Linked DNA regions of Homo sapiens: regions 1 and 2 are each linked to region 3. Evidence: chromatin contacts called from ENCODE Hi-C or POLR2A ChIA-PET data. All regions are on one chromosome and are shown on one strand. Each heading gives the region's core, a stretch centred on a gene start or an enhancer-like site at or near the end of the contact. The rest is flanking DNA. Distances are from core to core; before and after follow the strand shown. Region 1 holds the start of NLRP1 (NLR family pyrin domain containing 1). Region 2 holds the start of SPAG7 (sperm associated antigen 7). Region 3 holds the start of TP53 (tumor protein p53).

Region 1 (3,671 bases), core at 12-2,511, 2.1 Mb after region 3:
GGAGTGCTCAGAGCCTCCCGATCATCCCACTTTTAGCACAGCACTTTTCCACTTCTGGTCAATCTGATATTAGAATGTCCTACAATGTGCTTATTAGCCATTTTTTAAAACTAACATTTATAAAATTTATTTAGGCCAGGCACGGAGGCTCACACCTGTAATCCCAACATTTCGGGAGGCCGAAGTGGGCGGATCACCTCGGATCAGACTGGCTAACATGGTGAAACCCCATCTCTACTAAAAATACAAAACAATTAGCCAGGCGTGGTGGTGAGTGACTGTAATCCCAACTGCCCAGGAAGCTGGGCTGATGCAGGAGAATCGCTGGAACCCAGGAGGTGGAGGGAGCTTGCAGTGAGCCGAGATCTTGCCACTGCACTCCAGCCTGGGAAAGAGAGAGAGACTCTAAGACCTTTTGCTGAATTGAAGCCTCTTGGTAAACCTATGATGTCCCATTTAATAGATGGGCAAACTGAGGCTCAAAGAAATAAATCAGGCACATAAGGAGTCCTTGTCCAAGCAAGCCGTGGGTTGAAGCCTGGGCTCTGCCAGTCCAAGTGAAACCAAAGCATCTCCAGAAATTCCTGGTGGTGTGTTACATCAGCAAATGAGTAGGCAATGTCATTCCTCAACCTGAAGTCATTGGCATCTTGCAGATTCCACGAAAGAGGAAGTCTGCCCCTGGCTCCCCGAGGCCTGCTTGCAGGAATGAGGAAGGGGCTGTTCTGCTTTCAGGTGGAAATGTTCACCAGCTAAGTGCTGGGCTGCCCAGAAGGCAAACAGCCCCCTGGGCCTGGGACACATGCTTTAGTGCCCCTGGTAGCATGGCAGGACATGCAGTGCAACTCAAGAAGCTCCCAAAACCATGAGAGGCTGGGAAAAATGCTCCCTGGCCCAGTTCTAATGTTTCCCAATAAGGAGCTGCCCGGGCAGACACAGGGGGCCCCACCCATCCTGAGAGGCTGGGCCTGGGCTGCAGACACAACTGCTCGGAGAGTCTGCATCCTGGCTCTGCAGACAGGCTCTAGATGATGGGCTGGCGGAGTGCCCATGTGGAGGTGCACACACCGTGTTTAGTATGGGCCTGTACCTGCTGCAGCGTCAGCTGGTCTGGGCCTGTGCTCCTGGTCCGCCTATAGATGCCATGTGGCCCATCTGAATCTGTGACTCTGAGTCTGGCCTACCCAGGCCTGGTTTGATCCTACCCCCTGGCCACGCCCCTTGTGGGTTTCCTCTGGGTGACGTTTCCTTCCTGCTCTTGTTGACTAGGCGCTGTTCTTGCTGGCTGGTGCCCCAGGGCCTGGAGAGGTCTGAAGAAACCTGGGAGCCAGCAGCCCGGGGCTCCACTCTGGGTTCTGAAAGCCCATTCCCTGCTCTGCGGCTCCTCCCACCCCACCTCTTCTCAGCCTTGCAGCTCAAGGGTTGATCTCAGGAGTCCAGGACCCAGGAGAGGGAAGAATCTGAGGAACACAGAACAGTGAGCGTTGCCCACACCCCATCTCCCGTCACCACATCTCCCCTCACCCTCACCCTCCCTGCCTGGCCCTGGACCCCATCCCAGGACCTCCCTATCAGCTGACTTCTTCCAGTGTCTTGCAGGCCCCTCTGGGCTCCTCCCTCCCCTGGCTTTTCCTACCACTCCCCCTCTATCGGCGTCTATCTGTAGGTGCCCTGGGATTTATAAAACTGGGTTCCGAATGCTGAATAAGAGACGGTAAGAGCCAAGGCAAAGGACAGCACTGTTCTCTGCCTGCCTGATACCCTCACCACCTGGGAACATCCCCCAGACACCCTCTTAACTCCGGGACAGAGATGGCTGGCGGAGCCTGGGGCCGCCTGGCCTGTTACTTGGAGTTCCTGAAGAAGGAGGAGCTGAAGGAGTTCCAGCTTCTGCTCGCCAATAAAGCGCACTCCAGGAGCTCTTCGGGTGAGACACCCGCTCAGCCAGAGAAGACGAGTGGCATGGAGGTGGCCTCGTACCTGGTGGCTCAGTATGGGGAGCAGCGGGCCTGGGACCTAGCCCTCCATACCTGGGAGCAGATGGGGCTGAGGTCACTGTGCGCCCAAGCCCAGGAAGGGGCAGGTGAGTGGACAGAGGACCCCACTGCCCGCGGGACATCCCCTGGCCCTCATGCCTGCCCTGCCCTCTTGGGACCCCACCACTGAGCCCTCCCTGCCAGGCCTTCCTCTGAGCAGTGACATGGAACTGCCCTCTCAAAGGGGGATCCAGGCCCCAGACTATGCTGGAGCCAGGAGGCTTGCTGGGGGGGCCCTTGCTGCACCTCAGAGCCCCACACCCTCTTCTATTCAAGTGCATTCCCGGTACTCGCCTGGCATTGTAGTTATGAGCACGGACTTGGGAGTCAGGCACTATCACCAGTCCTGGCACTATCACCCTGGGCCAATCACTTCACTGCTCTCTGCCTATTTCTCTGTCTGCAAAATGGGAGAGTGAGAGCCCGCCTCCCTGGGCTGTGTGAGGGTTAAAAGAGATCATCCAGGTTAAACATTTAGCACAGAGTCTGATATACAGTAAGTGCTCAATAAATAAGATCTCCCATTGCTGTTGTTGCTGCTGCTGCTGCTGCTGTTATTATTACTATTAGCCACCCTGGGTTGCAGATGCCGTTGGCCCAATAAAGCACAGCTGAGGCTCAGTAGGAGTAGTGATTTACACAGGGAGATAGTCAGGACCAAGACAGATATGCAAATTTCCTGATCCTAGATGAGGATTTTTTGCCTAGCAGTATCTATAAGAACATCATTCTTCAGACAAGCCTCTAGAGGAAGTTGTAGAGGGCTGCAGCGGGTTCACTGGTGTATCCTGACCTCTCTTGGTTGAGAGAGGAGACCAGCTCAGTTCCCTGGCACCTTGCCCCTGCCCCTCTGATGTGTCTCCAACCTCTTTGTCTCTTTCCTGTAGGCCACTCTCCCTCATTCCCCTACAGCCCAAGTGAACCCCACCTGGGGTCTCCCAGCCAACCCACCTCCACCGCAGTGCTAATGCCCTGGATCCATGAATTGCCGGCGGGGTGCACCCAGGGCTCAGAGAGAAGGGTTTTGAGACAGCTGCCTGACACATCTGGACGCCGCTGGAGAGGTGAGGCTTGCTGAGGCAGGCTGACAGCCCTGGGTGGAGCTGTGAATCAGCTGGTGGGCCCCACCCAGAGGATCATGTCTGTGCATGGGGACCTGACATGGGGGACAGCAGAGGAAGGATAGGGGAGCCAGGATGGGCTGTGAGAGGTAGGCCTGAAATTGATCTTTCAGGGACCTTCCGGTGCTGAGATTGCATCCCTCCCCATGTGGCAGATGGGGAAGCTGAGACCCATGTGGGTCAGGCAATGAGTCTTCCCCAACTGGGTGCCCAACTCGTGACATGGTCCTTGCCCGAGAACTCAGCTCATAATATTGATGGGCTCTGAAGATCCTTAGGGTCAGGGTGGTCCAGAAGTTCCAAGGAGGACTCTGTTTTCCAGACAGACCCCAAGAAGAGGCTAGGCTTAGTCCTCGGCCCAAGCCAGCTCCCTCACATGACTTCTCTCTTCACTACTAAGAGAATAAAATTGCCCCTCTACTTCAACATGGTTTTCAAAATAATATTATTAAGACCCATCTCTCAGGACTGTTGTGAGAGTTTAAAATATATGCACCTAAAAGAAAATAAATGT
Region 2 (3,690 bases), core at 558-3,057, 2.7 Mb after region 3:
CCCTTCTCCCTCAAAAGTGTAACCAGCAACCCACCAACCCACACCCACGCCTAACCATTCCAGAATGTTGCCAGAGCCCTAACTCCCCTTCTCTCTCCACAAGCTGACCTGGATTGCACTTAAGGTATTAGGCATGAGCTCTGAGTGTGAGGTCTGTGATGATTCAGTCTTTCCTTGAGTGTGTGGGTTACAGAGAGTCTTGCATCAGCCTAACTTGGGTGAGCCTCAGGGCTTTGGGTCTCCGTCCCTCTATTTCAGCCCCTGTCCCTCCTCCCCACCCCTGCAGTTTGCACTCTATAAGAAGATGACCCAGGCGGCCATCCTGATCCAGAGCAAGTTCCGAAGCTACTATGAACAGAAGCGATTTCAGCAGAGCCGCCGAGCGGCTGTGCTCATCCAGCAGCACTACCGCTCCTACCGCCGCAGGCCCGGCCCTCCCCACCGGACTTCGGCCACCCTGCCTGCCCGCAACAAGTAGGGCCCAGCCCCAGCCCTCTGTGCCCACCCACTGCATCCACGCCATTCCCCCTTACTCATCCTCTTGATCATCATGCCTCACTGCCATTCCCTGCCTAGGGTTCCTGGGGGGGCCGAAGGCATGCGATGCCTTCTGTGAGGTCCATCTTTTGTTTCTTTCACCAGAGGCTCCTTTCTCACCAAGAAGCAGGACCAGGCAGCCCGGAAGATCATGAGATTCCTGCGGCGCTGCCGACACAGGTACTCATCCCTTCTCCCCCTGGGCTTTTGCGTTGCCACCCGTCGTGATCCGCCAGTCTCCTCTGACTCCTATCTTTCTCTCTGCAGGATGAGGGAACTGAAGCAGAACCAGGAGCTGGAAGGGCTTCCCCAGCCGGGACTGGCCACATGACCTGGCCACCGCCTTTCTCACCACCCTGGGGGCGCCTCGTGCAGTCTTAACAGGGAGAGGGCTTTCTGGGGCAGGGGGAGCCCCTGTCGGCAGCTTTCCTGTTCACCTTTGTTGGAGCCCTCTGTAGGCCTCCTCCCTCCTCCCCACGCCTTGCTCCCACACCCCTCTCCTCGTCCCTCCTGGTCGTGCCCCGTCTCTTTTGGTCCTGGCTCCAGAAAACCCGCGCCCCACATACCTGCATCTTCCGCTGTGACCTCCGGAGCCCTGCCTGCCCCTGCTCCCCAGCTCCTCCTGCCTGCACCCGACTCGGCCCCCTCCTGACTTGCCTTATTTATTTGTTCGACGCGTCTCTGAATGTATCCGCCTCGGTTCCCACCACTGCCTTCGCTGCGCACGCCCCTCGTGTTTCAGGGCTGACCGTGTCCCCACCCGACTCCGCATGTTTGCGTCTGTTTCCTCCCTCTCTGGCCCTGTCTTACCCCATCACCCGACTCTGGCCACTGACCTCAGGGCCGAAGGGGAGGTGGTGTACATAGGAACGCGTTGCGGAGTCCGCCCCGTCCCCCGAGGGGAGGGGTCTTGTACATACTGTAACATACAGAGTATAGTGAAGAATCTATTTAAGGCGCCGCGGGGAGGGCTGCACGGCCGGGCTTGTGGTTCTCTAGCGCGGCGGGGGCCTCCTGCCGGCTCCACGGGCACTTTCTACTTGTGCATGGGCTTGGTTTATACGAATTGCCATTAAACATCGCTGCACCAGCCAGCCTCCGGCCTCTGTCTGCGGGGGCGGGGCGGGGCCTAGGCCAGCTGGAGGCCGCCATGCACCGCGGGCCTGGGATCTGCGCCCAGGCCAGGCGGGCCCAGGGTTTTCCGCCTCCGACGTGTTTCCGGCCTTAAAGGCATTCCGCCCTTCCCTTTAAGACGCACCGCCCCCTCTCAGTCACTCCCAAGATGGCGGACCTACTGGGCTCCATCCTGAGCTCCATGGAGAAGCCACCCAGCCTCGGTGACCAGGAGACTCGGCGCAAGGCCCGAGGTGAGGATCCCAAATTCACAACCGCCTTCCTTCGCCCGGTTCTCGGGACCATACTTCTCCCTCTTTGGACGATGCCGCCTCCTCAACCTTGAAAGACCCCTCACAGGCCCCTTCCGAGACCCTCAGAGTCCCTAAAAGGGCTGCTGACACGCCCGCTGTTCTTAGCGGACAGTGATTGGCTACCTGAAAGATAGCGCCAGCCTCCTGCCTCTTCTCCCGACCCTGGCCTTCCGCAGTCCTTGTTTCCCATTAGCCGGCCGTCCCGCCTGTCCGCTGCTGACCTGGTCTGATTGGTAGGGTGCCTCCAACCTGCCGCATTCCTGCCCCGCTCACCTCTAGCTCTATTTCGATTGGATTTAGGACACGCCATCTACTGTGCCTTCATCTCTATTGGCTATCTCAACTTAAAGCTCTGCCTCCTCAGGCCTGTTCGACCTTCCTTCGAAACCACCCCAGCCTGCGAATTCCCATTGGTTGCAGGGTCCTCTGTGTGTTCTTGCCCCTCCTGCTTAATTTAACCCAGTCCCTTCTGCCTCCCTCCGACAACCTTTTTCCCATCCGTAGCCTTAAATTCCCGAGCTGCCCGGGCGGATCGTAGTGTTGATTGGAGGGATGAGAATACCCGCCGGGTCCGATTGGCCACTGTCTCCGCCTGCGTTCTCGGAGTAGCTTCCCTGCGGGTGGGCTGGAGTTCGGCGGCCGGCGTAGGGCGCGGCCCTGCAGGGCGGTGGGAGCCTCCCCGGGGCTGCTCGTGTTGCAGCTTGGGATGATACTGGCGGAACGCAGGACCCCAACTCCCAAACCTGCGGACCTTGACCACGGACGAGCCCTGTCCCAGCTCCCCACGTGCCCCAGGGGGACCAGAGCAGGCAGGACGCCTTCCAAGTATTCAAGGGCCGCTGGTTGCCTACGCTTCGTCCCCTTGTTTCTTGAACAACCGTTAGGGACCAGGGGTACCCCTCAGGGAGGCCACAGTCCGGGGCTGGGGCGCTCATTGATGCAGTGATCACACGTAAGTTTAATAACCAACTTGATAAGTGCTCTGAGAGAAAAATAACTGTGAGAGCGGCCACCTGAGGTTCTCCCCCAATCTGCAGTGAGCCGAGATCAGAACAGGTAATTCCGTAAATGAGAGAGAGAAGCAAAGCGTTACAGGCAGAAGAGTCTATTTGAAATCTCTGAGAAAGGAGGAAGCATGATGGGAATGGGGAACTGGAATTCTCTAATGCTCCGATGACTGTCTAAGTGGGGGATCACCCGGCATTGACAGACTGGGAAGCTTAAATGAGTCACTCGCCTGAGGTCACATGGTTAGTTTGGTAAGTGGCAGGGTTTCAAACCCAGGTATGACTGGGCTCGAAGCCTATGTTCTTGACCATAATCTTGTGCCACTTCTCTAGATGCAGAGAAGACTCGAAAACCAGTTAAAGAACAGTCAGTGGGGCCCGGCCTTGTAGCTCACACCTTTAATACCACCACTTTGGGAGGCCGCGGCGGACGGATCGCTTGAGCCCAGGAGTTCAAGACCAGTCTGGGCAACATGGAGAAACCCCATCTCTACAAAAAATACAAAAATTGGCCGGGCTCACGCCTGTAATCCCAAAACTTTGGGAGGCCAAGGCGGGCAGATCACGAGATCAAGAGATCGAGAGCATCCTGGCCAACATGGTGAAACCCCGTCTCTACTAAAAATACGAAAATTAGCTGGGCGTGGTGGCGCGTGCCTGTAGTCCCAGCTACTCAGGAGGCTGGGGCAGGAGAATCAGTTGAACCCAGGAGGAGGAGG
Region 3 (3,370 bases), core at 593-3,092:
TATCCTTACCACTTACAGCCTTTCAAGAAGTTCTCAGGTTGGGTGCTGAACTCTGACCAGGAACCACTGAGAAATCGAGGCAGCTGGGAGAAGCTGTAGTTCCAAGCGCTGAAAGGAAGATGGGGGACAATAAACCTGGGTCGCCAAGCAAAGGGGGCAGAGGCCTGGAGAAGTGGGTCTCAGGACCAGAGGACAGATCGACCTCACACTTCATCTCCCCAGACTCCACACTCCACTGCCATCACCACTTACGTGTCTCCCTCGTCCTCTGCAGCGGGTTCCCCAGAGGTATCTTCCATGGCTTTTCCAGACCCCAACTCTGGCCCGTTCGCTTCTTCTTCAGAAAGGCTCCCGTTTGCTTCTTCTGCAGGAAGGCTTGTATTTTCAGAAAGTTCTTGCTCCTCGATTCGAGGACTCAACTCACTAGGGGAACCAAACTCTGTTTCCAGGGGAGTGGAGAGAGAAACTGGGTCCCCCTCCCGTAGCTCCTGGGACACAGCTGAGCCAGCCACAGGATCTGGGGACAACCGGGGCGGATCCCCCCTTTCGGGAGGCGGTGGCATCAGTTCAGAGTCCGCATTTTTATTCATCGGGGAAGCGTGGGGAGAAGGATGGGCTGGAGCTGGGTCCTGGTCTGAAGGACAGCAGTCCGGAGCTAACGGTTGAGTCTCCAAAGTCTTCATACTGCAGAGGAAGCACAGCGGAGATTAGCCTCAGCCAGGATGGCTTCGAAGTTCTCAGGGATCCGACGCAGAGCTAAAGAAACCCACCTGTGCTTCCCTCCTCTTCTGGGAGTAGGCAGAAGACTCCCGGGAGGAGAGGCGAACAGCGGACGCCAATTCTTTTGAAAGCACTGTGTTCCTTAGCACCGCGGGTCGCTACGGGCCTCTTGCTGTCGCGGGATTTCGGTCCACCTTCCGATTGGGCCGCCGCATCCCGGATCAGATTTCGCGGGCGACCCACGGAACCCGCGGAGCCGGGACGTGAAAGGTTAGAAGGTTTCCCGTTCCCATCAAGCCCTAGGGCTCCTCGTGGCTGCTGGGAGTTGTAGTCTGAACGCTTCTATCTTGGCGAGAAGCGCCTACGCTCCCCCTACCGAGTCCCGCGGTAATTCTTAAAGCACCTGCACCGCCCCCCCGCCGCCTGCAGAGGGCGCAGCAGGTCTTGCACCTCTTCTGCATCTCATTCTCCAGGCTTCAGACCTGTCTCCCTCATTCAAAAAATATTTATTATCGAGCTCTTACTTGCTACCCAGCACTGATATAGGCACTCAGGAATACAACAATGAATAAGATAGTAGAAAAATTCTATATCCTCATAAGGCTTACGTTTCCATGTACTGAAAGCAATGAACAAATAAATCTTATCAGAGTGATAAGGGTTGTGAAGGAGATTAAATAAGATGGTGTGATATAAAGTATCTGGGAGAAAACGTTAGGGTGTGATATTACGGAAAGCCTTCCTAAAAAATGACATTTTAACTGATGAGAAGAAAGGATCCAGCTGAGAGCAAACGCAAAAGCTTTCTTCCTTCCACCCTTCATATTTGACACAATGCAGGATTCCTCCAAAATGATTTCCACCAATTCTGCCCTCACAGCTCTGGCTTGCAGAATTTTCCACCCCAAAATGTTAGTATCTACGGCACCAGGTCGGCGAGAATCCTGACTCTGCACCCTCCTCCCCAACTCCATTTCCTTTGCTTCCTCCGGCAGGCGGATTACTTGCCCTTACTTGTCATGGCGACTGTCCAGCTTTGTGCCAGGAGCCTCGCAGGGGTTGATGGGATTGGGGTTTTCCCCTCCCATGTGCTCAAGACTGGCGCTAAAAGTTTTGAGCTTCTCAAAAGTCTAGAGCCACCGTCCAGGGAGCAGGTAGCTGCTGGGCTCCGGGGACACTTTGCGTTCGGGCTGGGAGCGTGCTTTCCACGACGGTGACACGCTTCCCTGGATTGGGTAAGCTCCTGACTGAACTTGATGAGTCCTCTCTGAGTCACGGGCTCTCGGCTCCGTGTATTTTCAGCTCGGGAAAATCGCTGGGGCTGGGGGTGGGGCAGTGGGGACTTAGCGAGTTTGGGGGTGAGTGGGATGGAAGCTTGGCTAGAGGGATCATCATAGGAGTTGCATTGTTGGGAGACCTGGGTGTAGATGATGGGGATGTTAGGACCATCCGAACTCAAAGTTGAACGCCTAGGCAGAGGAGTGGAGCTTTGGGGAACCTTGAGCCGGCCTAAAGCGTACTTCTTTGCACATCCACCCGGTGCTGGGCGTAGGGAATCCCTGAAATAAAAGATGCACAAAGCATTGAGGTCTGAGACTTTTGGATCTCGAAACATTGAGAACTCATAGCTGTATATTTTAGAGCCCATGGCATCCTAGTGAAAACTGGGGCTCCATTCCGAAATGATCATTTGGGGGTGATCCGGGGAGCCCAAGCTGCTAAGGTCCCACAACTTCCGGACCTTTGTCCTTCCTGGAGCGATCTTTCCAGGCAGCCCCCGGCTCCGCTAGATGGAGAAAATCCAATTGAAGGCTGTCAGTCGTGGAAGTGAGAAGTGCTAAACCAGGGGTTTGCCCGCCAGGCCGAGGAGGACCGTCGCAATCTGAGAGGCCCGGCAGCCCTGTTATTGTTTGGCTCCACATTTACATTTCTGCCTCTTGCAGCAGCATTTCCGGTTTCTTTTTGCCGGAGCAGCTCACTATTCACCCGATGAGAGGGGAGGAGAGAGAGAGAAAATGTCCTTTAGGCCGGTTCCTCTTACTTGGCAGAGGGAGGCTGCTATTCTCCGCCTGCATTTCTTTTTCTGGATTACTTAGTTATGGCCTTTGCAAAGGCAGGGGTATTTGTTTTGATGCAAACCTCAATCCCTCCCCTTCTTTGAATGGTGTGCCCCACCCCGCGGGTCGCCTGCAACCTAGGCGGACGCTACCATGGCGTGAGACAGGGAGGGAAAGAAGTGTGCAGAAGGCAAGCCCGGAGGTATTTTCAAGAATGAGTATATCTCATCTTCCCGGAGGAAAAAAAAAAAGAATGGGTACGTCTGAGAATCAAATTTTGAAAGAGTGCAATGATGGGTCGTTTGATAATTTGTCGGAAAAACAATCTACCTGTTATCTAGCTTTGGGCTAGGCCATTCCAGTTCCAGACGCAGGCTGAACGTCGTGAAGCGGAAGGGGCGGGCCCGCAGGCGTCCGTGTGGTCCTCCGTGCAGCCCTCCGGCCCGAGCCGGTTCTTCCTGGTAGGAGGCGGAACTCGAATTCATTTCTCCCGCTGCCCCATCTCTTAGCTCGCGGTTGTTTCATTCCGCAGTTTCTTCCCATGCACCTGCCGCGTACCGGCCACTTTGTGCCGTACTTACGTCATCTTTTTC

What was found. A loop is a pair of places that touch in the nucleus more often than their neighbours do. ChIA-PET counts read pairs that join two places held with the same protein, here RNA polymerase II (POLR2A). Pooled maps may share reads with other maps.
Region 1: a pooled map shows a loop between it and region 3 (5-fold over the local background). The contact joins the promoter of NLRP1 here to the promoter of TP53 in region 3. A Hi-C loop is called at or near these places in 1 of 50 pooled maps. POLR2A ChIA-PET finds 5 or more read pairs at or near these places in 2 of 52 experiments (T-cell and activated T-cell).
Region 2: a loop to region 3 is called in a pooled map, with 9 times the contacts of the local background. The contact joins the promoter of SPAG7 here to the promoter of TP53 in region 3. A Hi-C loop is called at or near these places in 2 of 50 pooled maps. POLR2A ChIA-PET finds 5 or more read pairs at or near these places in 2 of 52 experiments (CD4-positive, alpha-beta memory T cell and MCF 10A).

What each region holds. Positions count from the first base shown.
Region 1 is chr17:5,582,099-5,585,769 of GRCh38, reverse strand. NLRP1 (NLR family pyrin domain containing 1) reads left to right here and starts at 1,261. Exons shown (of 17, transcript NM_033004.4): 1 at 1,261-2,083; 2 at 2,924-3,100. The coding sequence starts at 1,813. RefSeq lists enhancers at 873-1,172, 1,193-1,452, 724-1,923.
Region 2 is chr17:4,965,934-4,969,623 of GRCh38, reverse strand. SPAG7 (sperm associated antigen 7) reads left to right here and starts at 1,807. Exons shown (of 7, transcript NM_004890.3): 1 at 1,807-1,904. The coding sequence starts at 1,820. It overlaps CAMTA2 (calmodulin binding transcription activator 2), which reads left to right. Exons shown (of 23, transcript NM_015099.4): 20 at 104-124; 21 at 287-474; 22 at 643-717; 23 at 805-1,627. The coding sequence ends at 868. LOC124900387 (a long non-coding RNA gene) reads left to right here and starts at 1,911. Exons shown (of 2, transcript XR_007065587.1): 1 at 1,911-3,223; 2 at 3,305-3,690. RefSeq lists enhancers at 53-729, 1-762, 730-1,407, 1,408-2,084, 1,672-2,171 and 2 more and a silencer at 1,582-1,661.
Region 3 is chr17:7,685,962-7,689,331 of GRCh38, reverse strand. It overlaps TP53 (tumor protein p53), which reads left to right and starts at 1,842. Exons shown (of 11, transcript NM_000546.6): 1 at 1,842-1,955. WRAP53 (WD repeat containing antisense to TP53) reads right to left here and starts at 855. Exons shown (of 11, transcript NM_001143992.2): 1 at 771-855; 2 at 253-684; 3 at 10-108. The coding sequence starts at 683. RefSeq lists enhancers at 904-953, 1,752-2,951, 2,912-2,961, 2,425-2,972, 2,992-3,121.